2 separate regions of the Mus musculus genome follow, and region 2 is linked to region 1. The links are chromatin loops, found by intact Hi-C in ENCODE. Cell type or tissue: gastrocnemius. All regions are shown on one strand. Each heading gives the region's core, and the rest is flanking DNA. Links, peaks and the distances in the headings are about the cores only.

Region 1 (7,302 bases), core at 1,976-5,975:
GAGGAAGAGGCAGGTGGATTTTTTAGTTCAAGGCCAGCCTGGTCTACATAGTGAGTTCCAGGATAGCCAGGACTACACAGAGAAACCCTGTCTCAAAAAAACGGAAAAAAAAAGTCATTAATGTAATGTGTGTATGTATGCGGATGCATGCATGCCACAGTATATCTACGAGTTCCTTTCTCTCCTTACACTGTGTGGCTTCTCAAGATCAAACCTAGGTTGTCAGGCTCAACAGCAAGTGCCTTTACCCACTGAGCCCTCTTACTGTCTTACTAGCTCTTCCCAAATATCTGTGATCACCTGCTCGCTCCCAGTTACAGAAACAGCCCTAAGGTAGGAAAATCAGAGCTTAGAAGTTCCAGAGCCAGTTCTCAATACAGTGACACAAAGGACAAATCCCGTGTTGCTTATCTTTGTATGTTAGATCTTTCTAGGCCAGACTTAAAGTTAGACCTGATGAGCCATGTGCAGCTCCAAAGACTCAGGCACCTGATTGTGGCAGGAAGATTGGGAGTTCAAAGAGACCAGCCTGTGTTACATAATGAGACCCTGTCACAGTCAGTCAGTCAATCACCTTGAGTTTACACTGAGACTCCATAAAGCAGAGTGCACTTTGGGCCTGCAGCTGTAGCTCAATGGTAGAGTCCTCATCTAGCAGGTACAAGCACATAGGCTCCATCTCCGGCACTATCCGGTACAGGAAAAGGAAGTCTTGCCAGTCTTGATCATTTTCATAAGCCTCAATTACTAGTGAAGTCAGAACCAAGTGGCTGCCCAGACCACGCCCATGACTGCAGCCTGGGGCCTTTTCCACTCATTGGCCCCAACAGAAGTTCCAGGTTCATTTCACTTGGTGTTTTTCCCAATCTAAGCTAGAAATGATGGGCTACAGCTCTGAAGCAGAGCACTTGTCTGGGAAGGCTCTGGGTTACATTCCTGTCAGCTGGAGCTGAATGGCACCCACAGTATATGAACTGTAGAATGCAGAGGCCTGAGTTGACTAAAGGGTGTTTCGCCTGCAGCTGTATTCACAGGAGCAGACAGTTCGGAGGTACTTACCCTCTGCGCTCTATGCCATCTCTTGCCATCTAGTGAATGAGTTTATATGTCCTTGGCTTGAAAACATCCAACAAAATCATGTACTCATTTTGAAAAACACAACTAATATCATGGAACACTTTGTGCTGGGTACCAAGCCAAGGACTTTGCAAATACACCTTTGTTCATTTCATCAGAGAGCCTAGAAATGTTTACCTCCGTCTCTCGAGCATACATGGAGAAGGGGACGTTGGTGACTGGGGGTGGGGTGGGGTAGGGTAAAGAACATGGCCAGGGCCAGTGCCCTGGAACATCCATGGCTTAGGATTCTAGTCTGAGATAGACCCTACTACTGTAGTACTGCATGAAAATAAACACACAATCGGGAGGAGGTGTTGGACTCAGGCCAGTTCTTGCAAAAATCTGTTTACACCCTGTCCAGGACAGAATTGTTCCCTGAGTTGAACCAGCAATCTTGTGGAACCCACTGTGGCATCAATCATTTGGTGGTTATAAATTCCCAGATGTTTTATTTGTTTTGCCAATAATCCAGCTGAGAGCCTTGCATGTGTCAGATGAGCACCTTCGACACTGAACTTTCCTTTGCCAGCTTGCTCTTGCTGTTTTGAGAAAGTCTGAAGGTATAGCTCAGGCTGATCTTGAATATACTCTGAATGAATCTATCCTCTAACTTGCAATGTTTCTGTCTCTGATTTTCAAGTCCTGGGCTCCTAAGTGGGTTTTACCATACTCATCTACTCCAAGACAGGGATTCCATCAAAATACACACACCTTGTAAATATTCCAGGCTGACTGTACAACCTCCTCTTCACAGTCCCTTCCAAGCCTGAGGGCACTGTAGGGTCTCCCGCTATAGGTTTCCATCCTGCTGGCTTATGAAATTAAACTAAAGGTTAGTTCTCTCCATGTTTTCTACCTTTTTTTTTTTTTTTTTTTTTGAGACAGGATATCTCTATTGTGTAGCTCTGGCTATCCTGGAACTCACTATATATATCATGCTGGCCTCAAACTCAGAGAGGTCTATCTGCCTCTACCTCACAGTACTGGGATTAAAGAAGTGTCCCACCACACCCAGCTCATGTTTGTATGTTTTATAGCAATTGACTCAAGCAATGTGAACTTGATTGAATATTGCTTCTTCTGCCTGTGTTTATAACCGTGAAAGTTGTCCATTGTTGTGGCACAGTTATGAATCTTCCCTCCCATTGCTGTGTCCATTGGGTAACTATGCCACAGGTTTTCTGTTTTAAAATTGTTTATTATGGCCGGGCGTGGTGGCGCACGCCTTTAATCCCAGCACTCATGAGGCAGAGGCAGGCGGATTTCTGAGTTAGAGGCCAGCCTGGTCTACAGAGTGAGTTCCAGGACAGCCAGGGCTACACAGAAAAACCCTGTCTTGAAAAACCAAAAAAAAAAAAAAAAAAGAAAAGAAAATTGTTTGTTATGTTATTAAGCAGGCAGGGGCACAAATGTGCACGAGTGCTGTGGTGCCTGTGGAGGTCAGCAGGATAAGTTTCAGGACTGCTCTCTCCAGTTACCACGTGGCTCCAGAGCCTGAACTCCAGTTGCCAGGCTTGAGTTGTTTCCGCAGCCCAGTTTGTTTTGCTATCCTGGGTATTTCTGGGGATTTTTGATTCTTGTGCTTGGTGTCACAGATGCCCTTCTACATTATATGTGAATATTCCTGTGAATATTCCTGTTGGGCATCCATCTGAGATAAGTAGGATGCCTTCAAGTCCAACACCATGTTTATAGTCACTATACAGAGAGGAGAATACATTTCCAAGAAACAATGAATGAAAGCTAGTTAAGGTCCCCAAACCCTTTCTTTTTAGACTGGGTCATGCACATCCTAGGCTGGCCTCATATTTGCCATGTGGCAACAATGCCCTTGAACTGCTGACATCTTGCCTCTCTCTGCGCCCCCCCCCCCCAACAAACCACATTGGTCATACATCAAGCATCTTCGAGAACACCAAGCATGGTGCTTTGTGTTTCTCAGGTTTTCCCATTAGTGGACAAGCGCAGAGCGTGTCTCTGGCTTTTGTGCCTCCTCCTGAGACTCTCCTGTCCAGCTGCCTTGTCCAACTTTGATACGATAGCTTTTGCTATATCTTATTGTGTTTTATTTTGTTATGTTTGATTGTTATCTCTCAGAAATTTGTTCTTTTCTAATGAGAGACAGAAAAGAAGAGGATGTGGAGCAGAGGGAAAGTAGAGAGGAACTGTGGGAGGAGAGGGAGTGGAAACTGTAATCAGAATATACTGTATGAGAAAAGAATATTTTCAAAAGAACAGTATTATGGAAGGGCTTTGGGTTGGTTTTGGCTTACATTGGAAGGGTCCATCATAGTGGGAAAGTTGGAACCCTCTTGAGAGAGTTTGTACAGGTAAAAGAAGAAACAAAAATAGGCTGGAAGAAACAAACGTTAAGATGGATAAGAAAACATTAAAGAAGGGAGCGCGCAGTGCTAAGCCCCCACTGTAAGCAGTTGGGATGGGTGGAGACTAGAGATAGGCAGTTTTATGTTAGAACTCTGAAAGTGTTTTGAGATAAGTAAACCCGGAGAAAGGGGGTTGAAGGTCAGTATGGGAAAGAGATTTGGGGAAAACTCAGAAGTGAGGTGGAGGCCATTGCTGCTTCAAGGTTTCTTGGGCCGTGGTCAGGAGGCGTGCCCTTGGTTTCTAGGGAAGGGGGAGGTGAGTTTGGCTACTTGAAAAATAAACTTTAAAATATGAGGATTACGGGGTGGGTACACAGCCTTGGACCTGAGCATGTTGCTGGGTTTGCTTTCAGTTTAACTGCTTTCATACTACATTAAGGAGAAGAAAACATTACAGAGAGCAGGGGAGGATATGTGTAGGTTCAGGCAGCCGCGTGGGCTTCAAGCTGCCGCGTGATCTGCCAGAGCCCGGCCCCTAAGTGCAGCCTGCTATGGTCTTGCCCAGGTGGGGGTTGGCAAGTGCACAGAGGACAACCACTTCAGTGGCTGCAGCGCCCTCCTCAGGGCGAGAAGGCTCACACTGTGAATAGTCAGAAGAAGGGAAAATGCTGTCTTATATTTATATTCCTGAATGTAAGGCGTTCAAGGGAGAAAGCTACTGGGCAGGTGCTTCTTCATAAAGTAGCTTGGTCACATCCATCCACACCTGTTTATACTAATGAGTCCTTCTGTTTGGGGGCGTGAGGGGACTACTGCTCTAACCGTCTGGAGTCCCAATAGCTCTGTTTAATCATTCCGGGTGCTACACCCCTGTAATCTCGACAGAATAATTGGGAATTAACTGGGACCCATCTCCTGGGCGGATCGAGCTTCGATATCATGGGTATGGTCAATTATGTGGGCACATCTTGGAAAAGCACAAAGTTTGTGATCAGACTGTTTTCTTTCACTAGTATTGTGAGAAGGAGCTTTGACAATCCTTGCCAAGCTTCAAGGCTCCAATTCCTTAAACCTGTTAAAACTCATTTTGTTTTTGATGGGCATAACAGCTATTATGATCCTTCTTAGACTTGTGGTCTGGTGTTAAGCACTGAACTGCCCCTGGGCTAAGCATGAAGACCCACCCTGAACACCTGAGAGAGAAGAAAGGGGGAAGAGCGGAGGAAGCTCTGAGAGAATGAAGTCCCTAGTAAATGCTGTGGATACGGACACAGCCTTATCAAGACTTAAAGGGAAATGGGGGGGGGGAGCCTTACCCCCCAACGACGAGGCTCAGATGGGACGGCAAAGCCTTCTCTTCTAGTCCACTTGTTTAGAAAATAGCCATTATAGCTTTTTCTCCCAAGGCATTTGTGGCCTGAAGACTGTTCCCCTACCCTTGTTCAGCTGTATGCAATAACCCCACCTTTCTGTTTAGCTCTCTGTAACAAACACCCTGAGCATCCAGACTGATGCGGTCCTTCCATCTGAGAGCCCAACCCATCTGACCCCAGCATTTCCATCTCTCTCTCTCTCTATCTCTCTCTCTCTCTCTCTCTCTCTCTCTCTCTCTCTGTGTGTGTGTGTGTGTGTGTGTGTGTGCTCGCGTGTGCGTTTCATTCCTTGGCTGCCTCTATTTCAAGTCCATCCCTGGAGCTATGTAAGGAGGAAGCACACTAACATTCTTTAAATTAAGATATCACGGGGGTTGGAGAGATGGCTCAGAAGTCAAGAGCACTGACTGCTCTTCCAGGGGTTCTGAGTTCAATTTCCAGCAACCACATGGTGACTCACAACCATCTGTAATGGGGCCTGATGCCCTTTTCTGGTGTGTCTGAAGACAGCTACAGTGTACTTACATATAATAAATAAATCTTTTTTTTTTAATATTAAGATATCACCAGACACAGAAATGGTTCAGACACTGAGAATTTGAGAGAGAGAGAGAGAGAGAGAGAGAGAGATGCCTGTGTACCCAGCCTGGCTCTGAATGGTCAAGCTGTGTTTGTATGGCCCCAGGTGTAACCTATTCCACTTCATTACACTCCCATTGTCTGCCTTTGCCCAGTTGGAGAATGCTCCCTTAAATATTGTAACACATGACTTAGGCCACAGAGACATAGTCCTAAGTTAATAAACTCAGTTCTGTCCTACAGGATCACTTGGAACCACCTGCAGTTGAAATTTGGGGGTACTGTCTCAATGCATCAAGACAAAATGTAGCCTGTGGATGTTTGGCCACCCTTCATAATGCAAGATGGCCAAAAATCCGATACTGGTGACATTGGATGAATATGCCTGACAGAGCTCATTAGTCATATGGACTCACAGCCCATGTGAGGACATGCAGATAGATGTACTTGGTTGCACAGAGAACCAGCAGGCATGTGGGAAGCAGCCTTTGTGGTGGCTGGGGCATAATGTACCTTCAGCTTCCCACTGAAAGATGTGGTGGGTTGTTTAAATATTTTCCAAGAGCTGGTATGAAGAGAACCCAAGCAATGAAATAGGCAAGTCTGAGCATAGCTGATCTGACCGATGGAGGAAGTAGCCAAACAGAGGCCTTTTCCCCTTGGGTGAGGCATTTCTGTCAAGAGAAGTCAAGAGCTCTATGTAACTCAAGTATAAAGGCAGCACTTGAAGTTTTACATCGCTCAGCATAGTGGGGACCCTAAAGGCATTCATTAAAGGGTATGGGGTGGTGAGATTGAGAAAGGGCTCAGTGGGTAAAGTGCTCGCCGTGCAAGAATGTGGATCTGAGTTCAGATCCTTGGCATGTGTGTAAAGGGTCTCCAGCTTGCAGACAGTTTGTCACGGGATGTCAGTCTCCATAACCACAAAAGGCAATGCTCATAAACAGCTCATGTGTCTCCATCACTGCATTCTGGTTTTGTTCTCTCTGGAGCACCCTAAGGCACACTTTAGAAGCCCACAGGTTTTTCTTTCCTCTCTTCTCTCTTCTCTTCTCTTCTCTTTTCTCTTCTCTTCTCTTCTCTTCTCTTCTCTTCTCTTCTCTTCTCTTCTCTTCTCTTCTCTTCTCCTCTCTTCTCTTTCCTCTCCTCTCCTCTTCTCTTCCTTCTCTCTTTCTCTCCCTTCCTTCCTTCCTTTCTTCCTTTCTTACTTTCTTTGTTTTGTTTTTCAAAACAGAGTTTTTCTGTGTAGCCTTGGCTCTCCTGGAGCTCACTCTATAAGTGAGGCTGGCCTCAAACTCAGAGATCTGCCTGCCTCTGCCTCCTGAGTACTAGAATTAAAGGTGTGTGCCACCACCCAGGCGAGCAATGATGCCCAACACTCAAGAGGCTTTATCACCTGGGCTACTGGAATGTACGACACTTGGATACTAGAACATACCTTGACTTTCTTACCTGATCTTCAGGGTGAAGTGCCTGGGTGGCTGGTGGTGTCTTTGACCACATCCAGAAATGAGCTTAATTCTTTAGGCTCTTTTCTTAAAACCTTGGACCTTCTGACTCCAAGAAAACTGTATTCTGTCCTGATTCCAGAGACTTCCAGGGAAACTTCCTTTCCCTCACCTCTCTGTGTCACTTAGAGGCATAAGCCTTATGTAATCAGAGGGCTTGAATGAAAGGCTGCCATTCACTCCTTAAGCACTTGTCAAATATTAATTGAACACCTCCTCTAGCCAGCTCACCTATGAACACCCACCCCACCCTGGGTTCTCGGAAGCATGCCCACTCCACCATGTTCTCTGGCATCCTAGCAACCAGAAGCTCTGGTCTGAGCTCTCACAAGGACAGAGGCCATTCCTTGCTGACCACTGTGACTTGCCACCCCAAGCCTCTCAGGACCTGTTGGTGTA
Region 2 (7,302 bases), core at 1,362-5,361, 270 kb after region 1:
CTGCCATCCTCCAGCCTCGAGCCTCTCCCTGAGCCCGCTTTGCTCTAAGGCTGCTCATGAAAAGGAGACAAAGATTGCTATAGGCCATGATCAGAGTGCCTCAGTGCTCAGACATCCACACCTGTGTCCTAGACCACTGGTGACAGTGGCTGTGCACCTACCCAGGAGCTGTAGGCCCAGGCTGCTAGATGTGCTCATCAGGAGCTTCAGAAACCTATGTTTTCCGTACTCTCTGTTGCAAAAGAGTGACTTTAAGACCTCCCTGGCTGTATAGACCCTAGGAACAGCCAAGAAAGAGCCCACTGCCTTTGTTTCCAGAATGACCTGCCGGGAACTCCAAACCTTCAGGGCCCTCACATCCTCATCTGGGTATGGAGGCAGATGTCCTGAACCCAAAGAAAGGACCCCATGGCCCTCAGATCCTAAGTTTACCTCCAGCTCCTGCCTCTTGCTGTCCAACACATGACCACTTTCAGGCATTGTGTCGTCCTGAATCAGCCTGTTCTCGTATGAGGCCAGCAGCTCCCTGCCCCGCTGCAGACTGTTCTCCAGGCGGTTGGCCACGTCCACCCTAAGGACACAGGGCAACATTGTATGTGTAGGGGTCAGGTGGCCCCTTGACCCTACCATGACCACCCTCCGACTGTCTATCTGCCACTTACTTCTCCTGGGCTGCCTCTAGCAACCATACTAGTCGCTCATATTTCTGGTTGGTGTCTTCTACCCGGGTCTTCAGCAAGGGTGCGGTGCCGCTGGCCGGGAGGGCCTGCACAAAGGCTTCACACTCGGCTGTGCACTGCGTCTTCTCTGGCTCAATCTGTAGCAGCTCATTGGTAATGTTCTACAGAGATCAAGATTGCCCGGGTCAACCACAGCCCTACAGCTCTCTTCCGTCAAGGATGTGCCCTGGGACAGTGCGAACGGCTGAGAAGGCTCACCTCCCTGGGGTGTCCATCTGGAGCCCAATCACCAGTCTGGCAGTCTGTGGGTTGTGTGTGTGTGTATGTGCACAAACATGGGTGGGTATATGTATGAGAAACCAGAGGTCACCCTCAGTATTCCTTGGGAGCCATCTATTTTATTTTGAGTGGAAGGGAGAGGTGGAGTTGGTGGGAGTGTAAATGTGGAGGTCAGAGGTCAGTGTCAGTTCTCTCTAGATCACGGTCTTGTCTTCTAAGACAGGTCTCTCACTGAGAACAGTGCTTACCAATTAGCAAGTAGGCTTTATCCAAAGTCAGATTTATAGACCAGTGCAACCATGCTGGGTTTTAGTTTTTTTTTTTAAGCCTGGATGCTAGGGATCTGAACTCAGTCCTTATGGTTGTGTGTGAGCACTTTATAAACTGAGCCTCTCTTGAGCCCTGCCTTGTCTGTTTGATTTGCAGACAGCATCTCTTAGTAGGAACTGGGGCTTGTCAATTAGGCTGGCCAGCTGGCAAGCCTCACCGATCTCCTTGTGATCCTGTCTCCTCAGCAGTGGAAGTAATTATGGGGGTGTCCCGCCATGCGCAGCTTTTGATGTGAGTGCTGGGGACTGAGCTGAGGTCCTCCTTGCCTGTGCGCTATGTAAAGCAAGCACTCCACTGACCAAGCTCTCTTCTCCGTCCCAGGGTCTGTGTTTTTAATGAGGATCTGGTACAAGTGGACTGCTAAAGTCCGTAACTCAGACAACAGCAGGTTGCCCCTGGACACAGGATACTCTATATACCTTTCATGAAAGAGTTCATGAAATCTTGAGCAACCTGCCAGGTAGATACTGTGATATGCCCATCCTGTGACTCCACAGAACTTGGAGTCTTGTGATACTGTGGGCCTATGCCCCTGGACCTCTACCCCTCACTCCTGTGCCAGGCACCAGAGACCACTGGATTTTTCTGACTCTAATTTTCTCTAAAACAGGGATGGCAGGACCTACCACAGAGAGCTGTCAGGCAGAAGGATATGAGAGTAGGTAGTGGTCAATGGAGACGTGGGCCTCTTACCAGGTTCAGCAGCTCAAATGAGGACCAGCCCACGCCTGATCCAGGCAGTGGTGGCACACGCCTTTAATCCCAGCACTTGGGAGGCAGAGGTAGGCAGATCTCTGACTTAGAGACCAGCCTGGTTTACAGAGTGAGTTCCAGGACAGCCAGGGTCACAGAGAGAAACCCTGTCTCAGAAAAGAGGAGGAGGAGGAGAAATAAGAGGAAGAAGAGGAAGGGGAAGAGGAGAAAGAAGGAAGATAGGGAAGGAGGAGAGAGAGAGGAGAGAGGGAGAGGGGGGGGAGAGGGAGAGGGAGAGGGAGAGGGGGAGGGGGAGGGGGAGGGGGAGGGGGAGGGGGAGGGGGAGGGGGAGGGGGAGAGGGAGAGGGAGAGGGAGAGGGAGAGGGAGAGGGAGAGGGAGAGGGAGAGGGAGAGGGAGAGGGAGAGGGAGAGGGAGAGGGAGAGGGAGGAGACCCTGGCTTGTCACAGGCAGGGCAAGCAGAAGTGGGCTGGATCTGCCCTTCCACAGCCAATCCACCTCTTGCCCACAGCCTCACTCAGCAGATACTGCTAGGACTCTAGTTCCTGCTATCATTATTATGGCTGTTATACTAGGCTGAAAAGCCACTCAGAAACAGAGCCAGATCACATCTGGGATATGCCAGAGCTCCAGGACAGGGCATCTGTTTGGGCCCCGACCCTTGGGACAGCTCTCCATAATTACCTCTATAATTATCCAACACCTGTTTTGAATGTCCCAAGGCCCCACAGAGGTGGAACCTTGAGCAGGAGCCCCAGCCTGGCAATACCTTGAGACCCTTGGCCCGCTCCGCACTATCCTCAATTGCCCGTCCCTGCTCAAGTGGTGGCCGTAGGATCCCTGTGATAGCCTTTTCCTGCCGGTCCAGGTCACTGGCCACTTTGTCCAAGCCAGCCAGCAGCTGTCGTCCCTGAAGATCAGAGGCATCTGTCGTAGGGAGGACAAATCAGGGATGACAGTGAAGGAGCACGAGGCCCCAAAAGCCAACCAGGTCCTTGGGCTGGCTTGGCCTCTCTCTCTCAGCCCTCTAGCAGATACTTGTCACCCATGCACAGCACAGTCTACTTCATCCCCTCTCCCATGTCCCTGGCCCTGTACAGGACACCCTGGTACCCACCTCCAGGGTTCTCCGTCCTTAGCACCTCATGCCGCTGCTGGAGTGCATGTTTGCTCCCAGTCGCCTTCTGCCTCACACTTCGGTACTGGCTGCCCAGGCTGTGAGAGCAAGAATGTGCTGGGGACCCTGGTCTCATACCAGCCTCCTAGCAGGTTCCCATCCTGGGTTGGGCAACAGCCCATGGGAGCCAAGTAGCTCCTTGGAGGGTTTTGAAGAGTCAAAAATACTATTGGGGGCGGGGGGGACGATGCAGGGGGTAACAAAATGGCTCAGTGGGTAAAGGTGCTTGTCACCAAGCTGAAGGCCTGAATTTGATCCCCAGAACCTACATGGTAGAAGGAAAGAACAATCTCTAGCAAGTTGTCCTCTGACCTCCACATATGTGCTGTCACATGCACATGCATTCATTCCCTCCTCCCTAACAAGTAATGAAATAAAGGTACGTCATGAGTTACACCAACAAGGTTTGGGAAGAATCTCTTCTGCCTCTGTCCCCTCTCCTTTACCTTCCGTTGCAAGCCCCGCTACCTAGAAGCATCTGTCACTAGCAGGGACGGTGCGCAGCGGGTGTTTGATAGATGGTAGGAAGAAGCCCAGGGACCCCCTTGAGTCTACTCATTGAGCAAAGGGTCCTCACATGACTGAGCGATTTGCCACCTGACACTGACGTCAAGGGGCAAACCCACAGATCTTAGCAAAATGAAGTTCTGAAAGATCCTGAAAACAGAGAGAAAGGGTGGGGGACCTACTGAGCACAAAATAAGGGCCAGAATTGGTGAAGCAGGACACAGGCGCCACAGGTGGGATGGTTAAGACTTGGCAAAGGCTCAGAGGCACCAAGAGAACACACCTGCTGCACTGGCCCCTAGCCAGACATCCAATTCAGCAAGCCAACCTAGCCTGCCACTCTTCCTGCAGCCTTTAAGGGAGGCCAGAATGAGAGGCATGTGTCGCATCCTACCCGCCACTAAGAGGGTTTAAACAAGAGAGGCTGCGGAGCCCAGGCGTGGGTCCACTCTCTTCTCCCTCCTCTGTGTCTGTACCTGTCAGCAAGAGCCAAGGCCTCGGGGTCGGTGGGGGGAATGATGAAGCAGACGGCTGGGGCAGCCAGCTTCTTCCCAGTGCTGTCTGTCAGCTCCCAGCTCTCCCCGTTGTTCTTCTGCAGTGTGTAGCTATAGCCCCGCGAGATGAGGCCCTGGTGGGAGCAGACCCAACGGTTCAGATTCACTCTCAGGCCTGGGAGCAGGAGACTCTCTCTGTCTGCCCCATGGCCCTCTTAACTCTCAGCCACAGGGAGTCTCAGCCTTCCTCTCACTCAGGTCACAGAGCGACGGAGCCAGCTCAGAGGGAACCCTCTTGACTACTAATCTCTATTTAGACTTCATTTTTGTTTTTGTGATAAGGTCTGACATAACCCTGGCTGGCTTCACATTTACTATGTGGTGGAGGATACCTTGAACTTCAGATCCTCCTGCCCTCAATCCCAGAGTGGTGAGTTTACAAGCATGTGCTGTCATCCATGCCTGGTTTATGCAGTGCAGGGCCTCATGCATGTGCTCTACTAGTTGAGCTCCATCTCCAGCCCCTCAGCTTCACCTTGGGGAATCATCCCTGCTGATCCCTAGTCCAAGTGGCACATCTCCTATATTCCAGCTTCTGGATGGCCATATGACTGAGGCCTGACCACTGGGTAGAAGTGGCTGTAAACATTATACATGGGCCAGCGAGAGGCTTCCCTGGGACTGTAGCTAGAATGGCTAGGCTGGTTGAGCTGATAAGAAAGATGAAGGCAAGGCAGTGGGGGAGGAAAGGGTATGGGGGTGCATATCCACCCCCAGGAGAAAGAGAGGACAGAGAGTGACACCCACCAGAGATGACTGCTTGTGGCCCCAGCTCTACCTGTGCCACCCCCAAGACTTCTGTGCTGTAGGTCCAGGCTGCCTAGGGTCAGGTAGTGACTGACCTGGTCACTCTCAAAGTCACAGAGAGCCTCCACAGGGATGGGCTTGAGCGGCGTCTCGCGGCGGTACTTGAGTGGCACCACTTGCTGCCCTCGCCTCTGCAGCCCTCGCACCACATCCTCATACTTGTCCAGAGCCTTCTCCTGGTCCTGTAAGAGTAGCGCAGCACCAGGTAAGGCCAGCTTGCACGACCCAGGGGGAGCACGAGGCAGGCCCTAGCTACATCTGCTCAGGTCTGGGGCAACCTCACATGCCGCCACTCACATCCAGTTCCCGAAGCAACAGCTCTATCTGATACCGGTCTTTGAAGTCAGGGCTATATTTCTGGTTCAAGTCTGAGTCCACCTTGCGTAGCAGCTCCTGAGCATCCTTCATGTCTTTGTGAAACTGAGGGAGATCAGAGGACACCATCACAGATGGAAAGCTACCACGCACACCCCGACGGCTGCTTATCCCCTAGGTGGGCCTAAATCTATGATATGACCTGCTTGAGCCTCTTTGACTCCCACTTCAGCCTGGCTGTGCAGGGCCTCAGTGGAGAAAAACTGGATCCCCAACACCCCACCTCTATATATCTTTAGATGCCAGTAAGTTCAGGCGTTCTCTCTGTGTGCCAGGAACACCCTAACAATGCGGCTGTATGCAAACCTTCAGCTGAGGCCCCTCCAGATGACAGGGACTTTAAGAGCATCTCACCCTGTGAAGCCACCCAGTGTAAGTGTACTTCATGGGTTTGTACAGTAACAAAATCACCCAGCAATGCATTTCTCAGAAGCCGGCTGTACCATTTAGCAGCACCTAACCATGCTTTAATTCTAAGCCTTGCTAGCTACCTCCTCTTCTTGTTTTGGAAAGTTCCCTTGCCCAGCTTTTGGTTCACCACCTCTTGACTCATTTATTTTCAGTTGTCCCCTCGGCTGAACGCTCGGGCTGCTGCTCTGAGGAGGACTTTTGGACCTTTGTGAAATTCTGTGTTGCTCAGATACTCCAGAAAGAGTTATGAGGTACCCCCTGAGCTCAAGTTCCAGTCTGAAGACTCTAGATCAAGCAGGCATGTGAGTACTGTCATCCTAGCCACTCAGGAGGCTGAGGCAGGAGGATCACAAGTACAAGTTTGCCACTTAGTAAGACCATCTTCCGACAGAAGGTAAAGGGATGCTGGGAATACAGCTTAAAGGTGGGGCCTGGCCTGGCCTATGTGAAGCCCTGGGCTCGATTGCTAGAACTGGGAAAGTGTGAGGAAGACCCTGAATTACGACGACTACCTACAGCTCCTACTGTTTCCCATGGAAACACTGTCTATGAATAGATGGCAATGTAAACAGGTGCCCACCTGGACAATAGGCAGCCACCTGGCCACAAGAATAAAAAGCACACAAACATAGCAACATGCTGCACTGTGCTCGGGCCATCATGCTTAGTGAGAAGAGCTGGACACACAAGGGCAAGAGGCACCGTTCTGGGTTGCCTGTGCTCACGCTAGCTAATACCAGGCAAACCCAGAGGCAGGTCAGAGGTCATCAGGCGGGTGTGTGTGTGTGTGTGTGTGTGTGTGTGTGTTGGGGGTGGGCACTCAATTTCTATCTGTCTGATGAGAAAGTTCAGGAAACAGAGGGTGAGGTTGTCCTGTATTGTTAATGTAACAAATGGGTCAGTGGTAAAAATGAGCTAGGCATGGTGGTGCTACTCAAGAGGCCGAGACAGGAGAATGGTGGAGAGTTTGAATGCAACGACAGTCTGGACTATACATTGAGAACTTGTCTCAAAAAAGGGGGTGAGGGTAGGAATGTTAGTTTTCTTGAAAAGGGGGCTAAATAGTAAAGTTTATATTTTTTATATCTCAGCAAAATTAAACCCAAGGTGGAGTAGAGGCAGGAGGATTGGGAGTCGAGTTCATCCTCTCTCACACAGAGAGTGGTTAGCCTGGGCTACATGAGATCCTACGTCAGAAATTCAAAACCTTGAGCTAGTGAAATCTCTCAGCAGATAAAAGTGCCCATGGCATTAGCACAATGACCTGAGTTGAGTCCCCTGATGCATGGTGGAGAGACTCACTCATGACAAGTTGTCCTCTGACCTCCAGATGCATGTGTGGGGCTCTGTGCGCACCCAGGAACTCCTGAATCCTATCACGTGCCTGGAGCCAGGCAGGTACCTACTTGGTGGTAGTCTTCCATGTATTTCAGATGGCTCTCCTCACAGATGAGCAGGTTCAGGTACTCC

The links. Hi-C counts contacts between places; a loop is a spot of excess contacts. Peaks named below come from ENCODE experiments on the same cell type or tissue, not always from the same donor. Only the 100,000 strongest peaks of a DNase experiment are listed, where the experiment ranks them.
Region 2: it touches region 1 in a loop (2.7-fold over the local background); 2 of 42 quality-filtered maps call a loop at or near these places.

The regions. Positions count from the first base shown.
Region 1 is chr16:4,828,207-4,835,508 of GRCm38, forward strand. 4930562C15Rik (RIKEN cDNA 4930562C15 gene) reads left to right here and starts at 7,210. Exons shown (of 16, transcript NM_030192.1): 1 at 7,210-7,302. In gastrocnemius, for the core only: a CTCF peak has its summit at 4,053 (motif pointing left); a DNase peak (open chromatin) is centred at 4,019.
Region 2 is chr16:5,097,213-5,104,514 of GRCm38, forward strand. Ppl (periplakin) reads right to left here. Exons shown (of 22, transcript NM_008909.2): 9 at 7,239-7,302; 10 at 5,344-5,466; 11 at 5,082-5,228; 12 at 4,162-4,313; 13 at 3,119-3,216; 14 at 2,771-2,928; 15 at 663-841; 16 at 433-571. Among named protein-coding and RNA genes, the nearest start is that of Ppl, 32 kb to the right of the region's middle. In gastrocnemius, for the core only: no CTCF peak of the experiment used is centred there; DNase peaks (open chromatin) are centred at 1,456, 3,092 and 3,971.